Linked DNA regions of Homo sapiens: region 2 is linked to region 1. The links are chromatin loops, found by intact Hi-C in ENCODE. Cell type or tissue: endothelial cell of umbilical vein. All regions are shown on one strand. Each heading gives the region's core, and the rest is flanking DNA. Links, peaks and the distances in the headings are about the cores only.

What was found. Peaks named below come from ENCODE experiments on the same cell type or tissue, not always from the same donor. Only the 100,000 strongest peaks of a DNase experiment are listed, where the experiment ranks them.
Region 2: a loop joins it to region 1, with 2.9 times the contacts of the local background. A loop is called at or near these places in 6 of 110 quality-filtered maps.

Annotation. Positions count from the first base shown.
Region 1 is chr10:63,428,974-63,437,722 of GRCh38, reverse strand. The region is part of intron 1 of JMJD1C (jumonji domain containing 1C); the gene reads left to right. It overlaps JMJD1C-AS2 (JMJD1C antisense RNA 2), which reads right to left and starts at 7,148. Exons shown (of 2, transcript NR_134312.1): 1 at 7,100-7,148; 2 at 6,521-6,950. In endothelial cell of umbilical vein, for the core only: no CTCF peak of the experiment used is centred there; a DNase peak (open chromatin) is centred at 5,242; H3K27ac peaks cover 1,646 bases.
Region 2 is chr10:63,371,541-63,380,289 of GRCh38, reverse strand. The region is part of intron 2 of JMJD1C (jumonji domain containing 1C); the gene reads left to right. MIR1296 (microRNA 1296) reads left to right here and starts at 7,242; the gene lies at 7,242-7,333. In endothelial cell of umbilical vein, for the core only: no CTCF peak of the experiment used is centred there; no DNase peak of the experiment used is centred there; H3K27ac peaks cover 707 bases.

The DNA.
Region 1 (8,749 bases), core at 3,855-6,354:
AGCCTGATAAAGTGAGTTTACTAGAGAACTGGAGGTAGTAGATTGGAGACAGAGATTATTGACAAGGCATTTGGGAAAAAGAGAAATGGAGCAGAGCTTTAGGAGGAAGATAAGATTTTGTAAAATGGAAGACAATATACCATATTTGTATGTTGATGAAAACAATTCAGAGATAGGATTAAGTTGATGATGCAACTAAGGAGGAATTACTAGAACCCTGTCTTTAGGTAGTAGTAGAATTGGCCTTAGATAGTACCATAAACTTAATCCCTAGTAATAGAAGAGAAGAAAGAGATACTGTATTTGAGAATAGCTGTAGGTAGCTAGGTAGTGAGAGAGAGGTAAGAGCTTGTGGAAATCTGATTGCTTCTGCTTTTTAGTGAAATAGCAGCTGATAGGATTTGAGAAGAGAAGTTATGAAATAGTCATCTAGGGGAGTAAAGATTGAATGAAATAAGGAAATTATGTACAGCAAGGACTGACTTGACATTGGTCATGATTTTTTAACTGACATCGTTAATCTTTGATGAATTCATCATTCATTTCCCTACAGTCACTCATCTCCAGCTATGTTCAGCTGATTGATTAGATACAGAAACAAAGTAGGTGGAGAGTTGGATTTAATGATGATTGGGGTTTGGCTGGAAAACTAAGATGCATTCAGAGATGGGCAAATGAATTACTCTAATGATAGACCTAGGATTTTACATTTGGTGAGCAAAAAAGTGAGAAAATGAGAGATGAATAGCAATGAAATGGTGTTGAGATCAGTGAATCTTAGGTCCAGGGGAACTTGAATGTGAAAAAGAAAAATAGGAGGTAGTGGCATGAGAGAGAGAAAGATGCTTGAAATCGAGATTTTTGAGGGATTGCTGTTTGGGGCCATGATAAGGGTCTAAGATAGGATTTCTTATGTCTGAAAGGATAATCCATAGGTTTATATTGCCTGAGTAAAGTTAAAGATCCTCTGGTCTAGAGTATGCCATGGTAAGTCAGTGGTTGAGATAAGGTTGAGGACAAAATCATTAAAGAAGAGGAAATCAAAGAAATGAGAAATGGAACAATTAAAACAGTCATCACTGTGGATACTGAAATCACCAGAAATGATTATTGGACAGAAACTAGGACAGAAATAATATTGAATGGCATGATGAATAACATTTTAGGGTACGCATGAGTGTGGTGGATGACTGGTTGATGGTAGTAGGTTAGTATAATGTGCTGTTCAGATTTCAAGGTACTGATTTTTAGAGATGAGAGGATAGAAGTCTGAAAATCATGGTAGAGGAAACAGCTACACCACCATACAAGAGAGCTAGTAAGTAGCTTCAAAGGAGATTTTAAGAGTGATTTTAACTTGGGGAATTTAAGAGCTGGAGTCATTGTTTACTTCACTGTGGCACCTTTGAAACTGTTACATTAACATAAGGTAATTGAAGAATTGTTATTCCTCTTGTATTCAACTGAATATTTATGGTTAGCTTACAGAAATTTGCAGTTGTGAAACAGAACAGAAACTTGTGTTGAATTCGGCTACTACTTAAATATGCATTTTTAATACTCTTTAACACCTCCTCCCTCCTCATATAATCTCTCAAGGCCTGTGATTACATATTGCATATTGAAGTCACTTCTTTTTTCTCTTTCATAGATATTAATGCCTTCCAATGCACTGTTGTTGATAGAATATAAAACTATGAGGTAAAAATATCTCAGGGTTTTGCCTTTCTTTGAATATAGAATCTAACCTTTCCACCATATTGGGTATTTATTTAGAGAGGGTACTCAAGTATTTTGCCACACTCTTTTTTAGTTTGTTTGTTTGAGACAGCGTCTTGCTCTGTTTCCCAGGTTGGAGTGCAGTGGTGCGATCTTGGCTCACTGCAACTTCTGCCTCCTGGGTTCTAGCAGTTCTCATATCTCAGCCTCCTGCGTAGCTGGGATTATAGGCGCATGCCACCATGCCAGCTAATTTTTGTACTTTTAATAGAGATGGTGTTTTACCATGTTGGCCAGATTCGTGTCGAACTCCTGACCTCAGCCAGTCCACGCGCCTCAGCCTCCCAAAGTGCTGGGATTACAGATGTAAGCCACTGCGCCCGGCATTGTCACCCTCTTAAGTCATTTTCAACTGGAATTCAGGAGTCACTATGTGGGACACTGTGAGCCGGTAGAATATTCTAAAACTCAGAAATACATATTAATCCTCAGAAATTAGAAATTTCTTTTCCAAGTTTTTCATTTTCCATTTCTTGGACTATTTGCTGTTACAATCTGTGTTTACTATAATCTTTCCAAATTAAATATTAGTTTTGTCTCTGTTCTACTTATTTGATTTATTCAGTCATTCCCTCCCACTTTTCAATTATTCAGCCTGTTAAAAGTACAACTGTTTCTTTTCTGGAAAAAATAAGCCAAAGCTAGAAATTGTTCAAGCAGGAGATTTTGTTTGTGGAGTGAAAGTGAACCTCACTAAAATAGCAGTGTGTTACATCCTGGACTGGCATGTATACAGAAAACAGCAAATTGATCTGTAAGGCACTGTTGTAGTAAAGGAGTGCAAGTTATAATCTCAGCTGAATGATAAAAGGTGATTTATATGAGAAGATTACAGGTCAGGAAATGATTTATTCCAAATGCAAATACTTGAGCGCATTGTTCAGTAGAGACAACATTTTTGTGTAGGCTATTTCGCAGACAATGTGAGATTTTAATTGGTGTTCTAAAGATATGCTATTGGTATGAGGAAGTGTTGTGAGGAGGGCATTTTACAGCAGATATTATTCTAGGGCAATTTTTTTGTCCATTACAAATCTTTGTGAGTTTTTTCAGTGCCCTGTAAATTACGAAGTTAATCACTCCAACTGTTGGGAACAGGAACTATTCCAAACTCAGGTGAACTTAGAGAATTTCACTCTCTCATTCTTTCAGTTTGTTTCATCCACCTTTGTGTAGCTTCTTAAAAGCACATAGGCTTGGTCAATCTTTTTTTTTTGTTTGTTTTTCTTAATAGATGCGCTCTGACTTTGTTGCCCAGGCTGATCTTGAACTCCTGGGCTCAAGTGATCCTTCCCGCCTTGGCCTCCCAAAGTGCTAGGGTTTACTGCGTGAGCCACTGTGCCTGGCCCAGGTTGGTCAATCTTTATCTCATTGCTTAGAGAGAACCTCCTCTGGAAATCTTCCTCTCTCGGTAGCTTATTCCTCTCTAGTATTGTGTCCTGAGAACTCCAGAGTCTTAGCCTCCCTGGACTTCTTTCTAGCCTTATCTCCTTGACTTACAAAGGCTCCTGAATCCCATGTGATTTCCCCCTTCTTTGCAGGATAGTTTGGAAACTTCAGTCAGTTAAACTGGTGTGATCAGAAAGCTTACATAATTTGTTTCCCATAACCTAGTCCATTGCCGTTTGTAACGTATGTTGCATCTTAATTGTTTCATCTGTTTTTCCAGGTTTTTTGTTGTTTCAGGCAGAAACATAAATGCCAACTCTGCTAATTCATCTCACTGAAAACAGAAGTCTGCTTATTAAATTTTAGCTTTTTGTTATTAAAATTTAAATAAAATGTACATGTTGGGTACCCAATAGATGTTAGCCCCAAAGCTGCAAAATACTGGCTTGTAGAAGTGTTTTGTTGGTTTATATGACAATTTAGATTTTGGGACATTAAACATAAAAACTGGATTTGGGATTTCTCTTGATACGTTTATACTGTAATATTTTGTTTGCATTTCAGCATTTAGCTGTAACTGAAATGATTCCTAGTTTAGTCACAGCATACCCTCTCTAAATTGTTAGCTTAATTTTCCCTTTTTTTTTTTTTTGGAACTCAATTTATATCGTATGGGCCAGGTACAGTGACTCAGACCCGTAATCCCAGCACTTTGGGAGACTGAGGTGGGAGGATTGCTTGAGGCCAAGAGTTCAAGATCAGCCTGGGTAACATAGTGGGACCCCATATGTACAAAAAATAATTAACTGCATGTGGTGGTACACGTGTGTAGTATCAGCTACTTGGGAGGCTGAGGTGGGAGGATCACTTGAGTGCCAGAGGTCGAAACTGCAGTGAGCCATGATCTCACCCTTGCACTCCAGCCTCAGCATCAAAGCGAGACCCTGTCTCAAAAAAAAAAAAAAAAAGAAAAGAAAAGAAAAGAGTACATTGTTTCTTGCCCAGTAGAGTTTGAAAATTGTCATTGAGGAGATATGAATATTATCATCATGGTTTGTGAATGACGTAATTGAATTATGAGTTATTCCTGATGTTACAGTTAAGCCATTGCTGCTATTTTTTAAATTCTCAGTATCTAAATAAATAAATAACTCCCTTAGGCCGGGCGCGGTGGCACAAGCCTGTAATCCCAGCACTTTGGGAGGCCAAGGCGAGCGGATCACCTGAGGTTAGGAGTTCGAGACCAGCCTGACCAACATGAAGAAACACCATCTCTACTAAAAATACAGAATTAGCCGGGCATGGTAGCGCTTTCCTGTAATCCCAGCTACTCGGGAGGCTGAGGCAGGAGAATCGCTTGAACTGGGGTCGGGAGGCAGAGGTTGTGGTGAGCCCAGATCGCGGCATTGCACTCCAGCCTGGGCAACAAGAGCAAAACTCTGTCTCAAAAAAAAAAAATGATAATAATAAAATAAATAAATCCCTTGTTTGAGATCCATGTATATAGGAAAACAGATTATTTTTATTTTGTGTTTATAACCTATGGTAGGTTGACAGTGAAGAGAAGAACTCAGGACAGTTAATGAAAGCATCACCTTTTCTTTACTGAGATCTCCTGTGTAAGGAAATCATTCAGTTAGTCTTAGAATTGTCATGAAAGATTAAGAAATGTTCATAGCATTGTGATCATCATCTTAGGTATTCAGTCGGTGAATTTCTGTTTTTAGGTGTAATCTAAAAGTTCTGTAAAATAAACATCAACAATGTTGTATGCTTCTTATGGCTGTTCTAGGTCTCTGTGTTTTTATTATGAACTTGTATCTGATCTTTTCAAGTTTTTGTCTCATGGTATTTTTTCCTCAATGCCAATTAACAGTGGTTAAACAAAATAGATAAGGTTTTCCTTCTAAGTCCAGAAGTAGACATTCCAGAGTTGATGTGATCATTTAAGGATGCCAGGGCTGTTGAAGACTGGGCTGTTGTTCTCTTGGTCTTTTCCTCATGGTCAGTTACAATATAGCTGATACTGTTGTTGTCTTCCTTAGTTCAGCTCCAGGCAGGAAGGAGGAGGAAGCAGAAAAGGGCAAGAAGGCTCATAGTGTCACACACACACAATGGGTGGGTTCATTTGCTTGGTGGATGACAAGTCCAGTGACCACAACCAAGTATGATTTCACAGGGGGATTTTATTACTTGCACCAAGTAAGGAGGACACTAGGGATAGTCCCAAAGGCAGTGCCTCCCCAAACAAAGGTGAACACCCGGGCTAGTTAGCTGAGTCATTGTATTAGAGGTGGAATAAAGGCAGTGCAGGCACATTTATCATGCTTTTACATACATCAGATGTATAGAAAATGGCACATAAACTACTTCCTGGGTGGGGATTTTAGTATGGTAGTGAGGAGAGTTTGCCAGAAGTTCATCTCCAGTTTAGTCATCTCTGGACCCAACCACTGGGCTGAGCTTCTTTCTGGAACTTCTTGAAACAACAAGAACTCAAGGCGCAACAGTTACAAAAGTGAGTTTTCTTTTTCTTTTTCTTTTCAGACGGAGTCTTGCTCTGTCGCCAGGCTGGAGTGCAGTGACGCCATCTTGGCTCACCGCAACCCCTGTCCCCTGGGTTCAAGCGATTGTCCTGCCTCAGCCTCCCGATTAGTTGGGACTACAGGCATGCACCACCATGCCCAGCTAATTTTTGTACTTTTAGTAGAGATGGGGTTTCACCTTGTTGGCCAGGGTGGTCTCTATCTCTGGACCTCGTGATCCGCCCGCCTCGGCCTCCCAAAGTGCTGGGATTACAGGCGTGCGCCACTGCGCCCGGCCGCAAGTGAGTACTTTTTCACAGTGCATACCCCAAAACCTGGGGACCCTGAGTTACAATATCACCTTAGTTTGCCCCTAGTCAAGGAGCTTTCTAAAACTCACCCCAAGTCATCTCAAATATTACATCTTATTTACCAGAATTACGTCATATTATCGTCTCTGTCTTCCAGAACCTTAAAAATTTTAGGATAGTCCATTATTGCACCTAGCAAAATCAGTGTTCTTTTGGTAAGAAAGCAGGAGTAGATGGATACTGTATTTACAACTTGAAGTCCCTACCTCAGAAACCACCATACTTTAGGAGCCTTCTGTTATACCCATAGGTTGGCCTCATTTTCCATAACTGTGCCTCTTCTGAAAGCATAAAACTACAATATGTCATTCTTACATATTTCTGTACATTAATCTTATTTTTTCCCTTAGCTTTTATTCTCTTAACTTCCTCAATAATTAAGTTGGTCTTTTTGAATGAGATGGTTGCCCTCCAAATGTTTTGAAAGCAGAAGTGATTAATGTTTGTAAGTCAATATATGTTATAGTATTTTATTGTTCATACTCTGTCATTTCCTCCTTTCACAGACCAGTAGATATACTTGGTTATAAAGTCTATAATCCCTGAATTTGTTTGCTTTTCATGACCATCTGCACTGGTTTTATTGTCATCTAATGTAGGTGTTAAGCCATTGTCACTTTTTTAAAAAAATAGTTTTGCCAGAGTCAGTGGATCACGTCTATACTCCTAACACTTTGGGAAGCGAGGTGGGAGGATTGCATGAACCCAGGAGTTCGTCTTCATCGAACGAAACAAAACAAAACAAAAATTAGCCGGTATGGTGTTAAACACCTTGTAGTCCCAGCTACTCGGGAAGCTGAGGTGCGAGGATCTCATGAGCCCAGGAATTCCAGGATGCGGTGACCTGTGATCATGCCACTGCTCTCCAGTGAGTGAGCTCTTGTCTCTAAAATAAATAAATTAGATAGTTTTATTGAGATATAATTTACATAGCATAAAATTAAACCTTATAAAATTCATTGATTTGTAGTATACCACAGAGTTGTGCAACCATGACCCCTATCTAATTTTAGTATACCCCCAAAAGAAACTCACTATCCGTTAGCAGTCACTTGTGTTCCTCTTCCTGCCACTTCCAGCCCTTTGGCAACCGCTTATCTACTCTCTTGTCTCTATGGAAATGTCTGTTGTGAACATTCCATATAAATGAAATCATATAATCTGTGCCCTTTTGCATCTAGCTTTCTTTCACTTAATGCTCTCAAGATTTATTCATGTTGTAGCATGTTGTTAAGACAACTTCCTTATCAGATAATGATTTGCAAATATTTTCTTCTATTCTTTAGCTTGTCTTTTCACTCTTGATTTTGATGAAGCCCAATTTATGTTTTCTTTTGTTACTTGTGCTTTTGGTGTCACATCTAAGAAACCATTGCCCAACTCAATGTCACAAAGATATTCTTATATGTTTTCTTCTAAGAGTTTGATAGTTATGGGTCTTACATATTGGTCTCTGATTTGTTTTGAGTTAGTTTTGTATATGGTGTGAAGTAATTTCCCAACTTTATTTTTTGTATATGGAAACCCAGTTGTCCCAGTACTATTTAAGAGACTCTTCTTTCCCCCATTGAGTTGTCTTGGAACCATACCAACTTTTTTAAAAAGTGGCTTTAGAAATAGTTGTGCATAAATAAACATGATTTTTTTATTCTTAATATTGAATCTGGATATTTAGAAATGGGATAGAGTTTTTAGTCCTTAGATAAGAGCTTACTTCCCTGTTTACAATTACTAGGATAGCAAGTAGCTCACAGTAGGAACTCTGAATAGGTTTGTTGAATATATATGGATGGTGTCTTGAGAGGAAATTGAGTGGGTGAATTTAAATGCTGTTGGAGCATTCAGTTAGAGATACTAAAATCATAAACCTTCTTATTTGTAGTAATATAGTGCTATAATAAGAGGCATAGTGATGATTCTTCTTTTTGCTTTGGTTTTTTATTTTGATTGTGCTGAGTATTCATACTTGTTTGAGATGCCAAGGTGCTGCTTTCTCAACTGGCAAATGTTTTAGAATAGGAAAACCTTTGCTCACAACATTTTCCCTGCAGGCTACTTTAAATTTTGCCTTGAATCTCAAAGCCTATGTAACATTGTATCAAAGCAACTCGTTTTATGCATCTGTGTTGGTCATTAATGCTGTTTGCCAAATAGTTTTTGTTCTCATCCTTCATGTTAGGGGCTGTGACTAATTCTGGCCAATAAATGAGTTGTGAGAAAAACAGATGTTTGAAAGGAAATTGTGCATCCTAATATTGCTGCAGTATTTAAGTTCCAGTATGAGATCTTCAAAGCTGTCTTTTTTTTTTCTTCTTCCGTTCTCAGATCCTGAGGCAACATTTTGAGGTGCTATTCCCCCTGAGTTAAAAAAGACCTGTCAGGCTGGGCTCGGTAGCTCATGCCTGTAATCCCAGCACTTTGGGAGGCTGAGGTGGGTGGATCACCTGAGGTCAGGAGTTTGAGACCAGCCTGCCATCATGAAGAAACCCTGTCTCTACTAAAAATATAAAATTAGGCAGGTGTGGTTGTGCATGTTTGTAATCCCAGCTACCCGGGAGGCCGAGGCAGGAGACTCTCTTGAACCCGGGAGGTAGAGGTTACGGTAAGCTGAGATCGTGCCATTGCACTCCAGCCTGGGTAACAAGAGTGAAATTCCGTGCCCCTCCCCCCCACCAAAAGAAAGAC
Region 2 (8,749 bases), core at 4,227-6,726, 58 kb after region 1:
TTTTCATTTGTTCGTTTAAAACAAAGAACAACAACAACAAAACAAAGGCCAGGTTTGGTGACTGACACCTGTAAAACTAGCACTTTGAGAGGCTGAAGCAGGACAATTGCTTGAAGCCAGGAGTTGGAGATCAGCCTGGGCAAAAAAGCGAGACCCCATCTCTACCAAAAAAAAAAAAAAAAAATAGCTGGATGTGGTGGCACATACCTGTGGTCCCAGCTACTTGGGAGGCTGAGGTGGGAGGATCACGTGAGCCCAAGAATCCAAGTCAATGTGAGTTACTGTCACACTGCTGCACTCCAGCTTGAGTAACAGAGTGAGACCCCATCTCTTAACAAAAAAAAAAAGAATAAATGAAAATTTAAGACTAAGAATTAAATAGAAGTTTAGATTCATCTTACTGATTTATAAATTAATATTTTTGAAGAGTCTCTGATGAATCTGGCAGAGATTTTAAAACACTGCCTTCATTTTGTTAAAACAACTTTAGGTGTCTCTTTGTTAGTATTCTGTCAGCGTATGTAGTTAATGAATAAGTTTATTCTATCAAATTAAAATATAAATTGGATTAAAGGGACCTGAGAGATAGTTGACTGTATGCCACGTGGAACAACTTTGCTGAATGAAACTTTGTTAAGTGGGAGATGGAACATACTTTGTATTAAAACATTTAATAACGAGTAATTCTTCTTGGTTTGTTAATCAGTAAATCATTGTGGGTGATAGATGTTTAATGTGTAATTATTCAGGTAATGGATTAAATTACTTATCAGGACATGTTTCATTTAAGAAAATATAATAATTTTCAGTAAATTCTCTGGTACTTTGAAGAGTTTTATTTAAGAAAAGAAACAGGAAGTAAACAAGGTCATTAAATTGTATTAGGAAAAGAGCCACATTCATTTAACTATTGTTATTGCTGTTTTCTGGCAAAACATCTAGCATATAACAAATTTGCAATATTTGTAAAGTTTTCTTCTTATGTTACTATCAAAGAAATATATTAAAAGCTGCTGAAACATTATTGCAGGTATTTGATATAACTAATGAGTTAGGGTAGTTCCTTTCAATTTTTTAAGCCTGCAAATTAACTAATTACAAGGATAGCTTCTGCTTGCTAATAATTTTAATGCATATAAATTTTCTATTTTAGTTAATCCTGATGCTTTTCTGTATAGAATAGAAATTTAATAGATCTGTTTATTTGATTATTCTTTTTTAAGAAGTCAGTGGAGATATGAATAAAAAGACAGGATAGGAAGGGAGGGAAGAGAGTGAATGGAATCAGTGGCATTTTTAAAAACAAAATATAATATTGAAAGATGAAAATAATATCTGTCTGTGACCTGCAGTTTCAATAGAAAATTTTGCATAGCAAACTAAAGAAGATAATTTTATCCATAGTAGGTTTTAAAAAATATTTAATGAGTATGTTGAATTGTTCATATAAAAAGTTTAAACCATTTTAAACTTTTATAGACCTTAACCCAAAAGCATGATTTTAATTTTATAGACCTTAACCCAAAAACTGGATACAATTTATGAGAAATTATGAATAATTAGATGTATAGGTGAATTTTATATGAGAATTCTCAAAAGCACGAAGCAGTAGCATCAATAATATGAAAAACTATACATCAGTATCAGAGTTAAAAAATTAATAAAGCTTTAGAAAAATCTTTGCCTTTTTGTTTTTTTGAGATGGAGTCTCACTCTGTTGCCCAGGCTGGAGTGCAGTGGCATGATCTCGGCTCACTGCAAGCTCTGCCTCCCGGGTTCACGCAGTTCTCCTGCCTCAGCCTCCGGAGTAGCTGGGACTACAGGCGCCTGCCACCACGCCCGGTTAATTTTTTTGTATTTTCAGTAGAGACTGGGTTTCACCGTGTTAGCCAGGATGGTCTCGATCTCCTGACCTCGTGATCCACCCGCCTCGGCCCTCCAAAGTGCTGGGATTACAGGTCTGAGCCACCGTGCCCAGCCAATTTTTGCCCTTTCTTAAAGGCAATTAAGATTGAGATGAATTTCTGTTGTATTCATAAAATACTGATTTTAGAGAGAATTTTTATTGGAAAATACTGTTTAATGATAATTTTGTCATAATTTTACAAAGTTGTTTCTGTTGAAAACCTCTTAGCCTTGAAATTAGGCCTACTTAAACAATCACCAACCTTTTCTTTTTAACTTTATCATATACAAAAGAAAAAGTGATGAAAAATTTGGAAAACACTGTGGTATGAAAGTAATAGAGGATTATCTTTTTAGTCCTATTACTAAGAGATAACTCATATATATTATATATATACTAATATATATAATTTTTGATATATTTTCTTATGAAACATATTGCTCTGGTTCCTTTTTTTTTTTTGCCATACTATTTATTTTATTTATTTAGACAAGATCTCACTTTTCCACACAGGCTGGAGTGCAGTGGTGTGATCACAGCTCACTGCAGCCTTGAACTCCTGGGCTCAAAAAAGATCCTCCCACCTTGGCCTCCCCAGTAGCTAGGACTACAGATGTGTGCCACTATGCCTAGCTAAATTTTTTTTTTTGAGACGGAGTCTTGCTCTGTCGCCCAGGCTGGAGTGCAGTGGTGCAATCTCGTCTCACTGCAACCTCTGCCTCCCGGGTTCAAGCAATTCTCCTGCCTCAGCCTCTCGAGTAGCTGGGACTACAGGTGCCTGCCATCATGCCCGGCTAATTTTCATATTTTTAGTAGAGACAGGGTTTTTCAACATATTGGCCAGGCAGGTCTTGAACTCATGACCTTGTGATCTGCCTGCCTCAGCCTCCCAAAGTGCTGGGATTACAGGCATGAGTCACCATGCCCGGCCCTCTGCTAAATTTTTTAATAAAAATTTTTAATTGTGGTAAAATGTACTTAACATAAAATTTGCCATTTTAACTGTTTTTGAGTACACGGGTCATTGGTAGTAAGTACATTCGTGTTGTGTGTTACCACTATTGTCATCCAAACACAGAACATTTTCTGTCTTGCAAAACTGAAACTGTACTCATTAAAGAGCAGTTCCTTATTCCCCCGTCTTCCTGGCCCACCATTCTACTTTCGGTCTCTGAGTATCTCATATGAATGTAATTATACAGTATTTGTCCTTTTGTAACGGGCTCATTTCACTGACAATGTCTTCAGGGTTCATGCATGTTAAACCATGTGTCACAATTTTCTTCCTTTTTATTGCAAAATAACATTCCATTGTGTTTATACACCACGTTCTTTTCATCCATTTGCCCATTAATGGACAGTTGTGTCACTTCCAGCTTTTGGCTATAGGGAATAATACTGGTATGAACATGGCTGTATAAATATCTGCCCAAGCCTCTGTGTTCAACTATTTGGGTATATACCCAGGAGTAGAATTGCTGGATCAGATGGTAATTGCATTTTTAATTTTTTGAGGCACTTTCATACTGTTTTCCAAGTGGCTGCACCATTTTTCATTTCCACCAGCATTGTGTAAGGGTTCCAGTTTCTTTACATCCTCACCAACATTTACTTTCATTTTTTTGGTATTTACTTTCTCAGTAGGTGTGAAATGGCATGTCATTGTGGTTTTGTTTTATATTTTTCTAATGCTTAATGTGATGTTGAGCATCTTTTCATGTGCTTCTTGGCCATTTGTATGTCTTTTGAGAAATATCTATTCATAAAGTTCTTTGCCTGTTTTTGAATTGGATCATTTGTTTTTTTTGGTGTTAAGTTTTAGGATTTCTCTATGTATTCTTGATATTAATCCCCTTTTAGATACATGATTTGGTAACATTTTCTTTCATTTTACAGGTTGCCTTTTTACTGTGTTAGCAGTGGCCCGTGCTGCACAAAAGTTTTAAATTTTGATGAAGCCCAACTTGTCTGTTTCCGCTTGTTGCTTATGCCTTTGTTGTTGTATTAAAAAAAAATTGCCAAATCCATGTCATGAAGCTTTTCCCCTTATGTTTTCTTCTAAAAGTTGTATAGTTTTAGATCACAAATTTTGGTGAATTAATTGATTTTAAGTTTGGAATATCATGTAAGGGTCCAGCTTTTTTTTACGTGTAGATGTCCACTTTTTCCAGCACCATTTGTTGGAAAGACTGCCTTTGCCCCAGTGAATGGTCTTGACACTGTTACAGAAAATATTTTGACTGTATATGCAAGGGTTTGTTTCTGGGCTTTCTATTCCATTCCATTGGTCTGTATGTTCTTATGCTGATACCAGCTCACTGTTTTGATTACTGTTGCTTTGTAGTACATTGTGAAATCAGGAAATGTTTTTCCGTCAACTTTCTTCTTTCTCAGGATAGTTTTGGTTATTCAGGGTCCCTTGAGATTCTGTATGAATTTCAGGAGAGATTTTTCTTTTTCTCCAGAAAAAGGTCACTTGGATTTTGATAGGGATTGAATTGAATCTGTAGATGGATCTGGGTGGTAGACATCTTAATATTAAGGGCTGGGTGCTGTATCCCAGCTCTTTGGGAGGCTAAGGCGAGAGGATTGCTTGAGGCCAGGAGCTCAACACCAGGCTGAACAATGCAGCGAGCCCCCTTCTCTGCAAAAAAAATAAAATAAAATAAGCCGAGTGTGGTGGCTCACGCCTATAGTCTCAGCTACTTGAGAGGCTAAGTCTGAAGGATTGCATAAGCCCAGGAGTTCATGGCTGCAGTGAGCCATGATTGTGTCATTGCACTCAAGCCTGGGTGACAGAGTGAGACCCTGTCTCTAAAACTACACACACACACACACACACACACACGTGTAAATATTAAGTCTTCTAGTCTTTGAACAGGGGTGTCTTTTTACTTATGTTTTCTTTAATTTTGCTCAGTTATGTTTTGTAGTTTTGTTTATTTCATCTTCTAGGTAATTTATTCTTTTTTGATGCTCTTGCAAATGGAATTATTTGTTAATTTCATTTTCAAATTATTCATTATTGTTATATAGAAACTAGTCAGCGTGAGCCTGTAGTCCTAGCTACTTGGGAAGCTGAGGTGGGAGGATCCCTTGAGCCCAGAAATTCAAGGCTGCAGTGAGCTATGATTGCACCAGGGCACTCCAGCCTGGGTGACAAACCAAGACCTTGCCTCAAAAAAAAAAAAAAAAAAAAAGCCAATTTTTATGTGTTGATTTCATATCCTGTTGCTTAGGTAATATCCTAGTCAATGGTGAAAGACTGAAAGCTTTTCCTCTAAGATCAAGAATAAGACAAGGGATCCCTGCTTTTGCCATGTCCACTCAACATAGTATTTGAAGTTATAGTCCAGAAATTAGACCAGAAAAAGACAAATAGCATTTAAATTGGAAAGAAAGAAGTAAAATTGTGTCTGTTCACAGATGATATAATCTTATACTTAGAAAACCATAAAGACTTCACAACAAAGCCTACTGGAACTAATAAATGAATTTGGCAAATTAGCAAGTACAAAATCTCTGCCTTCTTTTAAACATAGTTTTAGCTAACACTGCATTAAAATTGTAGATCCTGCTTTTTTGCCTAACATCTATCCTCTACATTTCTCTTCATGAGTAGTAATTTAGGATCATTTTTAATGGCTGCATAATATTTAATCTTATAATGACCCATTTCCTTAATGTTTGACATTGTAGTTTCCAGTTCTAGGGAGCATTATAAGCAACTGGGATAAATACCATTGCAAGCCTTTGTCTGCATCTCTGATTTTTTAAAATGTATATTCATAGTAGTAGAATTAATAATCACAGGGTATGAACTTGAAAGCCACAAAAATCTATCTCCTGACACTCTTCACAAATTGTGTAAAGGTTGTACTGACTGCCATTGTCCTCAGTCAGTGTTGGGGTGTTTTTATCTCACTCATCACACCCTTGTAAGCATTAATTATTTATTTGCAGTTTATCTTGTTTTAAAACACAAATATTTGGCCAAAACAGGAGGAGTTTTACATCCTAAGGGGATGCAGCATTGAATGTTACTCTTTCTCTGCTAATTGGATATTTGAAAATAATATTTCGTTGTTTCAATTTGCATTCCTTTAATAGGGTGAATTTTTTTCATGTTTATGAGCAACTTGTATTTTTAGTGAATTGTTATTTAGTACTTATTAGGGTTTTGAGTTTTTTATATTTGTTATGAGCTTTCTTTATATTATTACAGATATTATAACCTTTTTGTCATATTTCATAGTTTGCTTAGCCAGTTGTTTGATAGTAAGTCTTTTTGAATTGTATGTTTATTTTAAAGTCTATGCAATGGGATATTGTCATTAATTCCAGTAGTCAGGTTATGTGTGCTTGCCTTCCTTCCTTTTTTCTTTTGTTTTAGGAGATTGTAAAAATTAATAAACAAGTGAAGTGAGAATGCTTGTTTGTAATAATTAAGAAAATAGTCAATTTAAGTTTCATAAGCATTTTGCAAACATTTATATACAGTTGATATGACTGAGATTTTATTGTTTCCTTTTTTGTTCATTAAAATTTGGCTTCTTTAAGGATGTCTATAAACAGCAATTATAAAGTTAAGCGTTTTAAAATTCCTACAGCGTAATGAAATACTATATCTACAGATTTGAGAAATTTGAGGGATCTGTATATGAGATGGCAATAGAATGAAACAGTAGAAACTAATACTTTGTCTTTAATTTTCTACAAATTTAATGTTTCTATTTCTGTGCACATGATACTTGCTTTATGTTCTTTTGTATTTAAACATGTTTGTATTTATTATCTTCTTTCTAGTTGTTTCACTCCTCGTGTGGTACTTGTTTAATATTACATATCAGTTACGTTATCTTGTCTACCTCTTATACCTAGAAATTAGTGGAAACTGGCAGTGTACCTGCTGTTTCTTGAGATCATGACAAGACAAAAACAAATCCTGTTGTCTCATTAACATATTTTAAAGTATATTTTTTAAAACTTAACATAATTGCATCTTCAGCAAAATATGAATAGTATAATACCCAGGCTCCTTCTCTGGAATTGTCTGGTTCCTCTTTCTTTCTAGGATATCAGTAGCAAAACATTTATGGGAGCACCACATGTAAGATGCTGAAGTGGTGTCTTTTTTTGCTTGGTCCTGTACAATCAGAGTACCACTTGAGGCCATTCTAATGCTGTAGGCTGAGGTAACTTGCGTCTTCATGTAAGTTACTTAATAGATTGTTAAATTTTATTTACTTTTTAATAAAGTAAAATACTTGTGAAAGCACATTTATCGGCACCAGGGAAAGAAAGTGTTGGCATTCATAATTGAAATCAACGAATCACCTACCTAACTGGGTTAGGGCCCTGGCTCCATCTCCTTTAGGAAAACCTTCTGTGGGGAGTGGGGCTTCGACCCTAACCCAGGTGGGCTGTAACACTGCTGTGTTTTCTAAGGGGCAGAGTTTTCTACTACTTTTCCGCTGGCCCAGCCTTCCAGATCACCCCAACCAGTGCTCCTATATAACCATCCTGTGCTCCTATAGAACTTTGTTTTGTACCTCTGTTTTAACAATCAGCACATTCTGCTTTGTATTATACCTATTTGTTTGCATGTCTGTCTTCCCTTAATAGATTGTAAGTTCTTTGAGGACAGGAGTCATGTCTTAGTCATCTATGTATGGTTCCTTGGAGTCTAGCACAGTGCTTTACCCATCTCAGAAAGTAAATTCTTATTTTAAAGTGATGAATGTGCTGCAACCCAGCTAGTGAAAAAGAACCCTACTGGGAGTTATCACAAGTTTTCTGACTATTAACATATGATAATATCAAAGGACAGGAAAGCAGAATCACCCAATTGTGGTAAAACTGTGAGTTACCAATTTTAAACATGTCAATATATAATAAAAAATACTAAAAAGCTTATAATGCCAATTCTCATCAGGTACAAATTTGATTCCTGAAATCACCAAGGGGAAAAATGTAAAATTACCTGAAATGCGTTATTTTAAAGATGTTAAAGGAAGAAACAGAAGTCCTCACAATTGACTTAAATATTCAAATCTTTGATAATTTACTTGAATTTCTGAATTGAGTTTTAGGAAACTCAGACTACTTTTTCTCAATGTAGCTTTTCCTTCATAGATAGGCAATTCTGGTTCAACCAGGAATTGTGATGACATCATAAACACGTAAACTCTTAGCAATTTATTTATTTTAAAATATTCTCTTAGAGTGCTTTTTACTTACTATCTGTTCCAAAAGAAACCCCCTCAAAGGAGAATAGAGTTCACTGCTCTTTGGGACAAGATTACCTTTATATCCAGCAGTTATCAAAGTTGGTTTAGATTATGGCCTCAAGCAAATTTTACTAAAATGTGAAAATATGCCACCTTCCAAGTCAGAAATAAACTTTGGAGTATGTTCATTTAAAGAGTTTTTACATATTTATAATTGAATTTCCACAATTAGAATAAACAGTTGCATGTCTTTTTGTACTTTGTTAAATAATGAAATGGAAGTAATGACAATATAACTTCAGGATTGTTATTTCTCTACAAGGTAAAGCACTTTAAGAGATCAAATTATACATAATAAAATATTAAGCTTTTTAAATGATAAACTCTAATACTGGCATGTATTGCAATGAACGAGTTCACACACTCATATCTTGTGGATTATAAAATGACATTATTCTTTTGGAAAGTATTATGTTATAAGAACCATAAGAAGTTCATACTCTTTGATTCATTAATTCTAGTCTTAGGAAACGATGCTTGAAAAACAGTTTTTAAAAAGTGTATTCAGTTTAGCTAATGTTTGTCACGTACCTCATACGAATTAGACACTGTG